Regions from separate parts of the Homo sapiens genome. Here region 1 is linked to region 2. Evidence: chromatin contacts called from ENCODE Hi-C or POLR2A ChIA-PET data. All regions are on one chromosome and are shown on one strand. The core of a region is the stretch at or near the end of the contact, and the rest is flanking DNA. Distances in the headings are between cores, read along the strand shown. Region 1 overlaps IQCK (IQ motif containing K). Region 2 overlaps VPS35L (VPS35 endosomal protein sorting factor like).

What was found. Hi-C counts contacts between places; a loop is a spot of excess contacts on that map. ChIA-PET counts read pairs that join two places held with the same protein, here RNA polymerase II (POLR2A). Pooled maps may share reads with other maps.
Region 1: a map of heart left ventricle shows a loop between it and region 2 (4-fold over the local background). The contact joins two enhancer-like sites. A Hi-C loop is called at or near these places in 1 of 168 maps with a recorded cell type or tissue (heart left ventricle) and 5 of 50 pooled maps. POLR2A ChIA-PET finds 5 or more read pairs at or near these places in 4 of 52 experiments (OCI-LY7, PC-3, PC-9 and 1 more).

Annotation. Positions count from the first base shown.
Region 1 is chr16:19,800,612-19,807,548 of GRCh38, reverse strand. The region is part of intron 7 of IQCK (IQ motif containing K); the gene reads right to left. Among named protein-coding and RNA genes, the nearest start is that of IQCK-AS1, 38 kb to the right of the region's middle. Within about 2 kb of position 2,493, at least 19 of the 41 ENCODE cell types and tissues checked have a DNase peak (open chromatin) inside an H3K27ac peak, as active enhancers do.
Region 2 is chr16:19,694,688-19,701,929 of GRCh38, reverse strand. It overlaps VPS35L (VPS35 endosomal protein sorting factor like), which reads right to left. Exons shown (of 31, transcript NM_020314.7): 30 at 2,282-2,428; 31 at 767-1,552. The coding sequence ends at 1,454. Among named protein-coding and RNA genes, the nearest start is that of KNOP1, 20 kb to the left of the region's middle. RefSeq lists enhancers at 1,839-2,493, 2,494-3,149. Within about 2 kb of position 5,434, at least 26 of the 41 ENCODE cell types and tissues checked have a DNase peak (open chromatin) inside an H3K27ac peak, as active enhancers do.

The DNA of each region.
Region 1 (6,937 bases), core at 1,244-3,743, 110 kb before region 2:
TGCATGCCAACCAGATGCCAGTTGATGATGATAATAGCACTGGTTCTTGGACCATAATTTGAGTAGCAAGGATGCAAACAAATATTACAAGTTTTCCTGCTTCTACTTTTATCCTCTTACAATCTGTTCTCTCTGCAGCAGCCTGAGTTATTGTATTGGTCTCCATTGCTGCATAACAAACATCCCCCAGGCGTGGCAGGTTTAAGAAACAACACAATTTCTGAAGATTAGGAACATAGGAGCAGCTTAGCTGGGGCATTCTGGCTTAGGGTTGAGGCTGCAGTTAGGATGTCAGCTGGGCCTGCAATCATCTGAAGGCTTGACTGGGCTGGAGGATCCACTTCCACAATGGCTCCCTCCCATGGCTGTTGGCTAGAGGCCTCAGTTTCTTGCCATGTAGGTGCCCCCATAGGGATGATCAAGACCAGCTGGCATCCTCCAGAGGGAATGATCCCAGAGGGAGAGAACAAGTGAGCACAAGACTGCTGTGTCTTTAATAACCTAATCTTGGATGTGGCACACCATTATTTCTGCCATATTCTACTGCCACACATATTAACCCTGATACAATGTGGGAAGAGACTCCCCAGTAATGGGAATCCCAGGGGGTGGGGGTTATTGGGGAGTCACTGTGGATGCTGACTACAGTTTCCTGATGAAAACTCAGATCATGTCATTCTTCTGCCCATCATTTCTTATCAGTCAGAATAAAATCCAAAGTTCCAGCATCCAAATGAAAGCTCACCTTTGATTCTACAAGATCTGTCCCCTGACTGCTTCCTCATCTCCTCTCCCATTCACCTCTAGCTCACTGCTTTATTTTTTCTTTTTTTGGGGGGTGGGGGGGTGGGGAGTGGTTTGAGACAGGGTCTTGCTCTGTCACCCAGGCTGGAATGCAGTGGCATGATCTCAGCTCACTGCAAGCTCTGCCTCCCGGGCTCAAGCCATCCTCCACCTCGGGTTCCCAAGTAGCTAGGACTACAGGTGTGTGCCACCACACTCAGCTATTTTTTTTTTGTATTTTTTGTAGTGAGTTCATTTCACCATGTTGCCCAGGCTAGTCTCAAACTCCTGTACTCAAGTGATTTGCCCGCCTCAGCCTCCCAAAGTGCTGAAATTACAGGTGTGAGCCACTGAGCCTGGCCTCACTTTTATTTTCTAATATATATATAATGTATTTTTTAGACAGAGAGTCTCGCTCTGTCACCCAGGCTGGAGTATAGTGGTGCAATCATAGCTCACTGTAGCCTCAACCTCCTGGGCTCAAGCCATCCCCTCACTTTAGCCTCCATTAGCCTCTACCACCATGCCCAGCTCCAGCTCACTTACACACTGACTCTCTTGCTGGTCCTCAATACATCCAGCACCCTCCTGCTCCTGCAGGCCTTTGCATGTGCTTTTCCTTCTGCCTAGAATGAACTTCATTCAGGTCTCAGATCAAATAACACCTTCTCAGAGAGGCCTTCCTTGACCAAATTCACCATCTAAAATAGTAGCCGAGATGTCTTTTCAGGCTTTTGCATTTCTGACTACCGGATGGCCTCACCCAGACCTGTGCTGTGACTCAACCAGTCCTGTGGCTCCCCACCCAGAAGTAGACTCAGCACATGAGGACTGCTTTCCACACCCCTATGAGTTCATCCCCAACCAATCAGCAGCACCCATTCCCTAGCCCCCCCACCCCACCAAACTATCTTTGAAAAACCTCTAGCCTCCGAGCCTTTGGGGATATTGATTTGAGTAATAACTCTGTCTCCCATGTGGCATGGCTGGCCTCGTGTCAATTAAACTCTTTCTTTACTGCAATGCCTGGTTTCTATGAATTGCTTTTGTTTGTACAGCACACAGGAAGAACCCATGGTGTGGTTATAAGATGTAAATGTATATTGTGAGCTGCTGAGTTTTGGAGTTTGGGGGTGATTTGTTATGCAGCATTATTGTGACAATAGCTAACTGACACACTCTTTGACATTATGTTACTATGCATTTATTTGTATCTGTTTACAGTCTCCTGAAAGAATGCAAGCTCCATGAGGGCAGGGACTTTGTCTCCTTCCCTGCAGGTTGCCTAGCATCCAGAACAATGCCTGCCTGCCACATTGTAAGCACTCAATAATTACTAGTGAGTGAATATTAGCAAATGAATCCATCTCATTGTAGCACCTGCTTGCTTAACTATGATGCTATATTGCCTTCAAATCAGACCCCAAATTGCAAAGGATCAAAAAATAATTGTCTTGCACAGGAGATCTAGGCAGCATACTATTTACCAGGAAAATGTGACTCATACACCAAGCTGCTGGCCATTCTCTGTGCCAGATGCCATCTCTCTTCACCTGGGCCATATCTGAAGTCAGCCAGAAACGACAACCAACCCCTGCCTGAGAACGGAAGTGCTCCTTTAAATGACACTGGCTCACCTGGTTGGCTGGCTGTCCCCGGAGGAAAGCCAGAGACAGGGCTAATGAGCTCACACAAAGGGAGGAAATGCACCCCCACCCCCCTTCCTGGAACAGCTGCAGCAGGAGACGCCCCTCTCTGGAAAGGAGGAAGAGGAAGCTGGGGAAAGCAGACCAACAATGTGGGGAAGCCACATACTCAAGAGAAAGCAGAAGGAAAAAAGAATCTGGCGCTTAAACAACGATTGTTGGAACTTTACGATGAAATATAATACAAATCAAGACCAACTCCTAAAGGTTTCTTTGGTCCTGCCATCTCAGGGCTCACCCTGGGTTGAAAGTATTGTGAATGAGAAATGTTTGGCTAAATGCCAGCCCATCAGCCACACTGGTATTGTGTTTTTCTTTAAATACAAATACTGGCCAGGTGCAGTGGCTCACACCTGTAATCCCAACACTTTGGGAGGCGGAGGGAGTGGATCGCTTGAGCTCAGGAGTTTCAGACCAGGCAACATGGCAAGACTCGTCTCTAAAAAAATACAAAAATCAGCTGGTGTAGTAGCTCACAGCTGTGGTCCCAGCTACTTGGGAGGCTGAACTGGGAGGGCTGTTTGAGCCTGGGAGGTGGAGGTTGCAGTAGGGTGAGATTGCACCACTGCACTCCAGCCTAGGTGACAAAGTGAGACCCTGTCTCAAAATACAACAACAACAAAAAAAACCACCACACACACACATACACACAACAAACCTTTTACCTCTGTTTAGGAAATAGAACCTCAAGTACTTTTTTATTTTATTTTTTTTTTGAGATGAAGTCTCCCTCTGTCACCCAGGCTGGAGTGCAGTGGTGTGATCTCAACTCACTGCAACCTCTGTCTCCCAGGTTCAAGTGATTCTCCTGCCTCAGCCTCCCAAGTACAGGCATCCACTACCATGCCCAGCTAATTTTTTTTTTGTATTTTTAGTAGAGACAGGGTTTCACCATATTGGCCAAGCTGGTCTGGAACTCCTGATCTCGTGATCCACCTGCCTCGGCTTCCCAAAGTGCTGGGATTACAGGCGTGAGCCGCCGCACCTGGCAAAGAACCTCCAGTACTTTTCAAATAGGAAAGTCACTGATATATAATCACCTCCATACTGACACCATTCATTTCTGCATCTACAGTTTACAGAACACTATCTCCTGTGTTGTTACATTTAGAGACTGGGCACGGTGGCCCACATTTGTCATCCCAGCACTTTGGGGGGCCAAGGTGAGAGAATCACTTAAGGCCAGGAGTTCGAGACTAGCTTGGGCAACATAGTGAGACCCCCATCTCTACAAAAAAAATTAGCTGTTTGTGGTGGTGTACAACTGTAGCCCTATCTACTTGGGAGGCTGAACTGGGAGAATCGTTTGAACTCATGAGTTCAAGTCCGTAGTGAGCTATGATTGCACCACTGCACTTCAGCCTGTACAGCAAACTAAGACCTTGTCTCTGAAAATAAAAAATAAAACATTTTAATTCCATGATAACTTGGTGAGCTAGACTGGGCAGCTATTATTATTCTTCATCTAAAAAGAAAAAAAGTTGTGATTTATCATTCAGTGATTTCTCCTGAATCATAAAACTGGTAGGTAGCAAAGTCAATTCCAATACATCAGTGGGTCTCAATCCTGGCTGCATGTTAGAGTCACCTGGGAGCTATTAAACAATACCCATCTCTGGCTGGATGCTGTGGCTCACACCTGCAATTCCAGCACCTCGGGAGGCTGAGGTGGGCGTATCACTTGAGGGCAGGAGTTTGAGACCAGCTTGGCCAACATGGTGAGACCCTGTCTTTACTAAAAATGCAAAAATTAGCCGGGTGCAGTGGCGTGCGCCTGTAATCCCAGCTACTCCGGAGGCTGAGGCAGGAGAATTGCTTGAACCTGGGAGGTGGAGGTTGCAGTGAGCTGAAATCATTCCACTGCACTCCAGCCTGGGTGACAGAGTGAGACTCTGTCTCAAAAAACAAAAAAACAAACAAACAAAACAAAACAAAACAAAAAAGCCAACAATAGCAAACCTATCTCTTGTTCTCACTGTGACCAGTTGAACAAGAATCTCAGGGGAATAAGACCCCAGGTATCAGAAATTAAAAACAAAATCTGTCAGTGGATGGCTTTGATGAACAGTGAAGCTCGAGACCATCACAATCCATAGGTTCAAATAAACGAGTCTTACGTAAAAGTCGTATGTGTTTATTCCTCAGCAGAGTTAAGAACCCCTTCCTTCATGTTTCTCCTCTTGCTGGGTTCTACAGTGGAATACTGTTCAGCAATAAAAAGGAAGGGACTACGCACACACCCAAACACGTGGGACAACAGCAAACGCATGGAGCCAAGTGAAGGAAGCCAGACTCGAAGGCTACATGATGTATGACTCCATTTATGTAACATGCTGGAAAAGGCAAAAGTATAGGAGCAGAAAACAAATCAGTGATTTCCAAGGTGAGATGGGAGCCTGCTTTGTGCCTTTGAAGAACTTAAAGGAGGGCATTAGTTGGCTTTTTAAAAAGAACCCCTATTCAGGAAAATAGAGCCAACAGCTGCAACAACAATAACAACAACAGCCAATATTTCTTGTGGATTTACTATGTCCTTGGCACTGTGCCATGTTCCTTATGTGGACTGAAGCATCTGATTCGATCTTCATAGGCAGGAATTATTACTCCCATTTTACAAACAGAAAACTGTGGCTCAGAAGTTACATAATCTGCCCATGGTTATTAAAACCCATTTATGCCTAGTGTTCCATTATTGGAACGCTAAGCACGTGGGAGTTATTTATATCCTACTGCTCAAAGTCGTCACCAAAGTCTGGTTGCAAAAATTCAAAAAATTACAATCTCAGGCATAAATGGGTTAATAACCTGACACGTTGGGATTCAAACAGGTCTGTCTGCTGCTAGAGCCCACATTATTAACAAATTGCCATAGGGCATGTTTTACCTGGAAAAAAAAAATAAGTCTTTGTCTTCAGCCACAACATTGAAGACAAGAAAGTTAAGGCCAGTAATGAGAACTTCAAGTGACCTTTCAGAAAAAATAAAACCTGTCGTGCTTAATAGCCCAGCCAGCTGCCCGACTTGGAGAAACCTCTCTCCCTCTCAGTGCTGAGCCTTAAGTTGTAATTTCCGCTTTTTGTAGAAAAATATGGGAGGAACTACAAAACCTTTTATTTGTATTGTTTAAAGGTCCTTTCCATACGTGTTTGGTTTTTATCCTGAGCTGTTTTCATCATCTATTTTCTATCTAACTATGTAGGCCAGATCTTCTCTAAATAGAAAGGAGTGGTTTTTCAGAATAAAAAATAAAGTTAAATCAAATCAAAACACACCTGAACACCCACCACTTTTAACTGAGTCTTCTGAATGCCCTGCCTTTTAGACTGTCCGCTGATTCAGTGCATATTCTCCAGTGAAGTATAACACGTGTAGCGTGGAAGGCTTTCTCTGTGAGGCCAAACTGTTCTCCAAATGACTTGCGGTCTATGATTCCTTGTCAGTTAAGACTGTGAAGAGGCTGGGTGCAGTGGCTCATGTCTGGAATCCCAGCACATTGGGAGGACAAGAAGGGAGGATCACTTGGGCCCAGGAGATCAAGACCAGCCTGGGCAACATGATGAAACCCCATCTCTACAAAAAATACAAAAATTAGCCAGGCATGGTGGAGTGTGCCTGTCATCCCAGCTACTCAGGAAGCTGAGGTGGGAGGATCACTTGAGCCCAGCAGGCGGAGGCTGCAGTGAGCTGTGACTGCGCCACTGCACTCCAGCCTGAGTGACAGAGACAGAGATCCTGTCTCATAAAAAAAAAAAAAAAAGAGAGAGAGAGAGAGAGAAAGACTGTGAAGACTTGTAATAGGAGGTCTATAGGCAAAAATCCTCAAACTTCTCTGCTAGTGAAAATATTATTTAACCATAAGCACTTATTGTGTACATAGACACACACACACACAGCCCAAACCCAAAACCAAAAACACTATTAGAAAGACTATGAAATACAAAACAAGATGATTTTGGAATTTCAGAATGAACAGAGTACACTAACAATCAGATTAAAATAAAACAAAGAACACTTTCCAAATACTAGTGTTTCAAATTTTTTTTGCATATTTACACACACACACAAACACACACTCCTAAAAAGGCTCAGAAAAAATAGTCTAAGTATGTCAAATTTTAACTAAAGAAGAAAAGAGTAAAAAACATTATCATGGTGGAATATAGGTTTCTAAGTAAAGTTTTTATTACTTTGTAAAAGCCATATATGTTCTTTGTAAATAATTTTAAAAATATAAAACAGAGAGAATAAAAACATCACTCCTTATCCTGCCACTGAACAATCACAATATTTTACATATGTCTTTGTAGCCTATTTTCTATATAAAGTTATTTTTTACATAATCATAAAATAATCTGCACGTGGCATTTTATTCATTTTTCACTTAGTAATACTATGGGCAATTTCCATCTTGTTACCATGACTGATGTTGATTATTTTTAGTGTTTAAA
Region 2 (7,242 bases), core at 4,185-6,684:
GTCTGAGTTTCTGTATGATTTAGTAGAGGGGAGGGAAAGAAGCATTCATTAGTGTCTGCTGTCCTTTAATTTTTTTTGAGATGAGATGATATTTTGCTCTTGTCACTCAGGCTGGAGTGCAGTGACGCAATCTCGGCTCACTGCAACCTCCGCCTCCTGGGTTCAAGCGATTCTCCTGCCTCAGCCTCCCAAGTAGCTGGGATTACAGGTGTGTGCCACCACGCCTGGCTAATTTTTGTATTGTTAGTAGAGACGGGGTTTCACCATGTTGGCCAGGCTGGTCTCGAATTCCTGACCTCAGGTGATCTGCCTGCCTCAGCCTCCCAAAGTGCTGGGATTACAGGCGTGAATCACCGTGCCCGGCCAATAAATTGATTTAAAAAAATTTTTTAGCCCCTTTTACTGTCTGAGGTTAACTGAGTGTTCAACTGTAGTCTTGTATTTCTCAGAGTAAAGATGAAATGTAATCTATGTCCAGTTCCAGTGTGGATCTTGTAGAAGCACAATAGTTTGGGGCATTTTTAATCCACAGTGTGGATGCATTTTCATAATGGCAGTGGCTGAGATGATGAATCACCCATCAGTATGAATGTTTTTACTGATTCAAAATGAAATGTCGGTGCAAGCTCACCAGCCGTAATAGAAGAATCAGGTTCCACCAAACTGTTGGAAGAAAAGCAGACAGAATCACATGCTGTTTAGAATTGTGGCTGCAAAACAAACCAGGATAATATATTTAGACACGGTCTTTCTCTTCTGGAGGAAGACAGTCAGAAGTAATTAAATGAACAGTCATGAACATAAATGCTCCTTCAGGACATTTATTCAGTTACTGTATACTGAAGCCACAGAGAATCTCAAATTTGACCTCGCTTTCTCCTTTGATCCACCAACACAGATTCTAAGTCCAATCAAGAGCTGCTTTTGATAGGAAAAAGAGTTAATGGAGTGCTATTTCTGCCTTTTATAAATCCTCCATAGGGGTTCAGGTAACACAGTTCCAGACTTTGGGTGTGCTCTAACTTTAAGGTACAAAGTCTGGAATGGAATGGGTCTGGAACAGTGGCACTTTGAAAAGCAGTCCACTTTTAAAGTCCTTATTTCTAAACTATGAAAAAACAAACACCTTCCAGAGAAGAAAGATGTTACTTGCATTCTTGTTTCTCTCTTGCTAAAAAGGCCCATCAGATCGGGCTGAGTAGACCGAAGGCCACTTGTGCAAAGACAACACAGAGACTGCTTCTTAGTGAAGATTGCATTTTAATGCTCTGACAACTCCCATTTCTTCATTGTCAGAATAACCTGGATAGAGGCCAAAGCTTAAAACAATTTGTACATATGTAAAAAGAAAAGAAAAATGAGAAACCTAAATTGCCGTAAGAGTTCAGGGCAGCAGAGCAGATCTTTCTGGATTTGGCACCAGAGTCCCTGAGCCTGGGGATGGGCCCGGGGGTCAGGTCCTTGTTTGCAGAGGGAGTCTGAGGGCCAGCTCCGTCAGATGAGTCATGTCTGGTTGTTTGCTTTGCTTCTTGATGTATTCTAGCGTTTTCACCTATGAGGAAAAAGAAAGATCCATCTCCTTTCTGGTTCATTATCCTTGGAGCCCAAGGCTCTAATGAATCAGCCATTATGTGAGCTTAGATTTCTTAGCAGAGAAGAGTGAGTTTTTTGAGGGATGAGAGGAGGGAAGAAATCAAAGTCTTCAACTTCTTGGATTGCAGCTTGCCCTAAAAATCAGATTTGGACGTGACCAGAAATGACTGATGTTTTGTATGTATGGTTCCTATTCAGAGGGAATAGACTTTTAAGGCTATGCTTTTGTTCTTTGTTTTGGAGACAAGGTCCTGCTCTATCACCCAGGCTGGAGTGCAGCGGTGTGATCATAGCTCACTGCAGCCTCGAACTCCTGGGCTCAAGCCATCCTCCCTCTTCAGCCTCCCGAGTAGCTGGGACTACACATGTGCACCACCATGGCCGGCTAATTTTTTATTTTTTGTAGAGACCTGGTCTCACTATGTTGCCCAGGCTGGTGTCAAACCCTTAGCCTCAAGCGATCCTCCTGTCTCAGCCTCCCAAAGTGCTGGGATTATAGGCATGAGCTGCCACACCTGGCCAGCTCTGCTTTTTACTGCTAGGAAGTGATCCAGTAGAAATGGACCAAGTGCTTTTCTAAAAGGGGAGTATGGGGTTGTCTGTCTGATGTCCAGGCCACAATGCTGTGTTGAGGGTGGTTGTGCACTGGCCAGTGGGCTTATACCACGGGGCCCTCCGAGCGCCTCACCATGGTCCTGGTGTCTGCACAGCCGTGCCTCTGTGCCAGGTGCCACAGGTTGACGGAGAGCTGGTTGAGCTTGTTGTTGCGTAGGTCCCCATGGGCCAAGATGCTGTTAAAGAAGGAAAGGCCCAACGAGCTCTGGCGCTTCAGGGCCTGAAACAGAAAAGGGAGGTTACTGCCTTGCACTGGGGCTCAGGCCGTGCCCCGCAGAGATGCTGTGGACAGTGCTGACTCTGGGGTAGGTCATGCCTGAGTTCCAGTGCCAGCTCTGCCATGTATTTGCTGTAGGGCAAGCTGCTGAACCTCCCAAAGTCCCAGCTGCTTCATCTGTAAGTGACAGTAAGGTCACCCCTGCAAAGGGCGGGGATTCAGTAAGATGACGAAGCTCTGTGCCCACAGATGGTCATTACTCATGAAATGGAAGAAACTCACCAGTCAGTGAGGTCGAGGAATGAAGGGTACCCCAGCAGGGACAAGCCTTGCTTTAATGCAAGTACAGCTGAAAACTGAAAGGCTTCAGCTCACCTCTTTCAGATGTGTCCTCAAACTACCCAAAGCTGCAGTCAGTATTCCTGCCCCTGGGCTGCCGGTAATAAAGACCAAAACACATCTCCCGAACTGAGCTCCCCAATCCTTGGTGCCCATATCCAGCCTTTACACGCTGACATCAGATCTTTCCTTTCTTGCTCAATCATCTGATGTGAGAGGTATCTTGCCAAAAAAAGTCTAACCACAGTGTCACGGCAGACCGAACCTGAACTCCAGCTTTGAGTGATAAAGACAAAAGGGAAAATAAATCTCCAGAATGCAACACCAGGCCCAGGAGAGAGGATACAACTTCCCCAAGGTAAACGAAGGCCCCTGGAAAAGCCACATCAACAGGTGGGTACCTGCTGTTCAGGAAGCCCATGGGGCCACGGCAGATCCCACATCTGCACAACATCAGTGCTGCCAAGAGTCTCATGTCTGCTCCCTGACAGTGAATGCGTGTAAGAGCCCTTAAGAGTGTGCCAGGGATTCTGCTCTGTGCTTTATACAACTCGCGTGATTTAACCTTCATGACAGCTCCGTGGCAGGTACACTCCTAACCGCCCATGATAGAATTCTAGAGGTGTCCCCCAGCATTCCTTCCCGTTATTCAAACATGAATCCCGGTGCTGCTGTGGAGAGACTGCAGATGGAATTAAGGTAGGGAGCATATCTTAGATGACCTGAGTGGGCCCTCGAATCACTGGAGCCCTTAAAAGCAGAAGCATTTCTCCGACCAGAATCAGAGACAAGCAGTGGAAGAGAAAAACAGGAAAGAGGAGGAAGAAGGGAAGCCAGAGATTCAAGGCATGAGGAGAACCTGGGCCACCAGTGGTGGCCATGAGCTGAGAAACACAGACAGCTTCTAGAAGCTGAGAAGGACACCTGGCCAACAGACACAGGATCTCAGTCCATGATCACACGGAAATGCAATCTGCAAATACCCTGAAGGAACAAGGAAGTAGATTCTTTCCAGTGCCTCCTGATAAGAGCCCAGCCAGCAAGACCTTGATTCTGGCCTTGTGAAACCCAGAACAGAGACGCCGGCCCCAGCTAGCACTGACTTCTCACCTACCAAACAGTGAGATCAAAAATGGGTACTGCTTTAAGATGCCAAGTTTGTGGCAACGGGTTATGGTGGCAACAGGAAATGAATATGCTCCCATTCTGCAGATGAGGCACCTGAGGCTCTGAAAGGTTAGGAACTTGCCCAAGGACCACAGATGGGTCCTCACAATGCAGAGGGGAGTCCGAGCTCCAGCTCTCTGACTCCAGAGCCTGTGCTCGTACTCACAGCCCTCTCCAGGCCACACACTCAGGGTCGCATCTTATCAGGAATCGCACTCAGAAAGGGCTGACTTGCCAGTGCCATGAGCCAACTTTGGCTATGCAGTTGTATGCAGGGATTAAGAATGGCTTGATTGGGCTTACACCAAAACACATTTCTTCCTGCTTTTCTCAACTACTCTCGGTGGCTAAAACCAACTTATCAACCGTCTATCCATCCAACGTTCCACAGATAATTCACATGGCGCCTGCGAGCTGCTATGCCAACTGATTTACCCCTTCTTACTGTCCTTTCCCAAGTGAGAATTTAAAGTCTTTTAGTGAAAAGAAAAAAAAAATTAGCTGAGCATGGTAGCACACACCTATTGTCCCAGCTACTCAGGAGGCTGAGGCTGGAGGATCACTTGAGGGCAAGAGTTTGAGGCTGCAGTGAGCTATGATCTCACCGCACTCAAGCCTGGGCATCAGAGCAAGACCCTGTCTTAAAGAAAAAGTCAAGGAACAGCTTCAAATGCAGTTGGGCAAGGTGGCTGAGTGGTAATTAAGACTCTTCGGCACCTCCCCTCCCCACTCCGGGCAAAATTGAGCCTGCCTTGGCAACAGCCTAGAGCAGCGACAGTCACAGAAGCAGCAGAGCCGACGGCAAAGAGCCCAATCATCAGGGAGCAGGTTGTGCTGTGGGCGCCCAGGCCCGCGGGCTACAAGAGAAAAGCGCTTTGGCACAGGGCACGCGGGCTGGCACCTGCTGGGCACGGACTCGCAAACTGGCTGGCGACCACCTGCTCTGCCTTCATTTGTTCTAACAGACAATGCAGTTATGCCCCAAGTGGGAACCTGAGCCCATCCTGCTCTCCTTTTAACCTGGTCCTCGTCTGACACCTGGGAGAACGGGAGCCCCACTTTCTGCCTGAATCTACAAGACCAAGCTAAAATAAAACTCTTTCAGAGCTAACTAAAAGTCTCCTTGGAGAGAGGCCCTTTGACTACCTTTCACTGAAGTGGGAGAAACTGTTTTAAAAGTCAGACAAGCAGCACAATACCTAATTGGCTATTTCTCCATTCCATATCTTCTCAATTAGCAAAAAGCTCAATTCGCATGTGTTTTAAATGCCAAAGCCCATTAAAAGTGAAATCATTGGAGACGTGTCTGAGGGATGAGACACATGCCAGCTGATATATTCAAACACCGAGAAAAATACAAACACGTAGCTTGGGAACCAAATCAGGGCCTGATCCCCTCCCCTCGCCACAGAGGTTTTAAATAGAAAAGAGCTGCTTTTCCTATGAGAACTGTCATTTCCAGGAAGCTCTCGGGGTTTGGCATGGTTCCCAGCTCCACCACACCCAAACAAACAACTTCATAAAATACAGCTTGTGATTAAAATGAGGCTGGCACCTTCACGTGGCCTTAGAGGATGACTTTGGAAGCACGGTTGCTACCAGAGCTGCGATATGATTCTCAGAACGGCACAGGCATCAGGGTTTTCCAACAGCAAGAAGCCGCCCACCCCACTCAGTGGGGAGAAATCCACCAGGCCCTTCCTGGTCTGTGATGGGCCTGGATACCAAGCCTCATGCTCTTGGGGTACCAGACTTCAGAGGACTCCAGTATGGCTGTTGAGCTGAACTTCAAATTGCACCATTAAAACAAAGGATAGCCGGGCACGGTGGCTTATGCCTGTAATCCCAGTACTTTGGGAAGCTGAGGCGGGCGCATCATGAGGTCAGGAGATCGAGACCATCCTGGCTAACAGTGAAACCCCGTCTCTACTAGAAATACAAAAAATTAGCTAGGTGTGGTGGCACGCGCCTGTAGTCCCAGCTACTCGGAAGCCTGAGGCAGGAGAATCACTTGAATCTGGGAGGTGGAGGTTGCAGTCAGCTGAAATTGTGCCACTACACTCCAGTCTGGGCAACAGAGCAAGACTGTCTCAAAAAAAAAATAAAATAAAAGAAGGATAACATGTTCAGTTTCAGCTTGGTCCACCCATATGACCATGTTTTTATTTATTTATTTATTTTAGAGACAGGGTCTTGCTCTGCTGCCAGGGTTGGAGTGTAGTGGTGCAATCACAGCTCACTGCAGCCTCAAACTCCTGGGCTCAAGCGATCCTCCCACCTCAGCCTCCTGAGTAGTCCCAGCTACTCAGGGTGCACACCACCATGCCTGGCTAACTTTTAAAATTTTTTTAGAGATGGGGTTTTACTATGTTCCCCAGGCTGGTCTCAAACTCCTGGAATAAAGCAATCCTCCTTCCCCAGCCTCCCAAAGTGTTGGGATTACAGGCATGAGCCACCATGCCTGACCGATGTTTTTCTAATAAATGTGCACATATGGACAGACATTTTCAGTGAACATCGCTGGTATTGATGCCACGTGAAATGTTCTTCAGAAACATTCCATCTTTGCTATTCTTTCAGAATCACTATCACCATCAACCCCTCTCTCCACCAGAGAAAGAGACATAAATGTTAAATATAAATAGCTCCAAATTATATGGTTCTGGGCTTTATTTTTCTTGCAAGCTTGGGACTTCTGGGCTATGATCATTTATGCTGTCAGTGACCACCTCTGATTAAACCCAGCCTATTGCCTCGGTATGAAGACACGTAATTTTGAACCACATGTCAAGTGTTCTGTGGGTGTGGCTTGTCAAACACACATCATTGTTCTAAGAGGTCCCTGGACTAGAGGGCGGAGCCAGAACCAATGGTTTCAAGAAATCAGGGGAAGGCTGGGCATGGCGGCTTACGCCCAGAATCCGCAGCACTTTGGGAGCCCAAGGCCAAGGTGGGCGGATCACTTGAGCTCTGTCTTTTTTTTTTTTTTTTCTGAAACAGAGTCTCGTTCTGTCACCCAGGCTGGAGTGCAGTGGCGTGATCTCAGCTCACTGCAACCTCCCCCTCCTGGGTTCAAGCAGTTCTCCTGCCTCAGCCTCCCAAGTAGCTGGGATTACAGGCATGTGCCACCACGCCCGGCTAATTTTTGTATTTTTAGTAGAGGTGGGGTTTCACCATGTTGGCCAGGCTGGTCTCAAACTTCTGACCTCAAGTGATCTGCCTGTCTCAGCCTCCCAAAGTGCTGGGAGTACAGGCATGAGCCAACCGTGCCCGGCCAAGCTCAGTATTTTAGGACTAGCCTGGGCAACCCA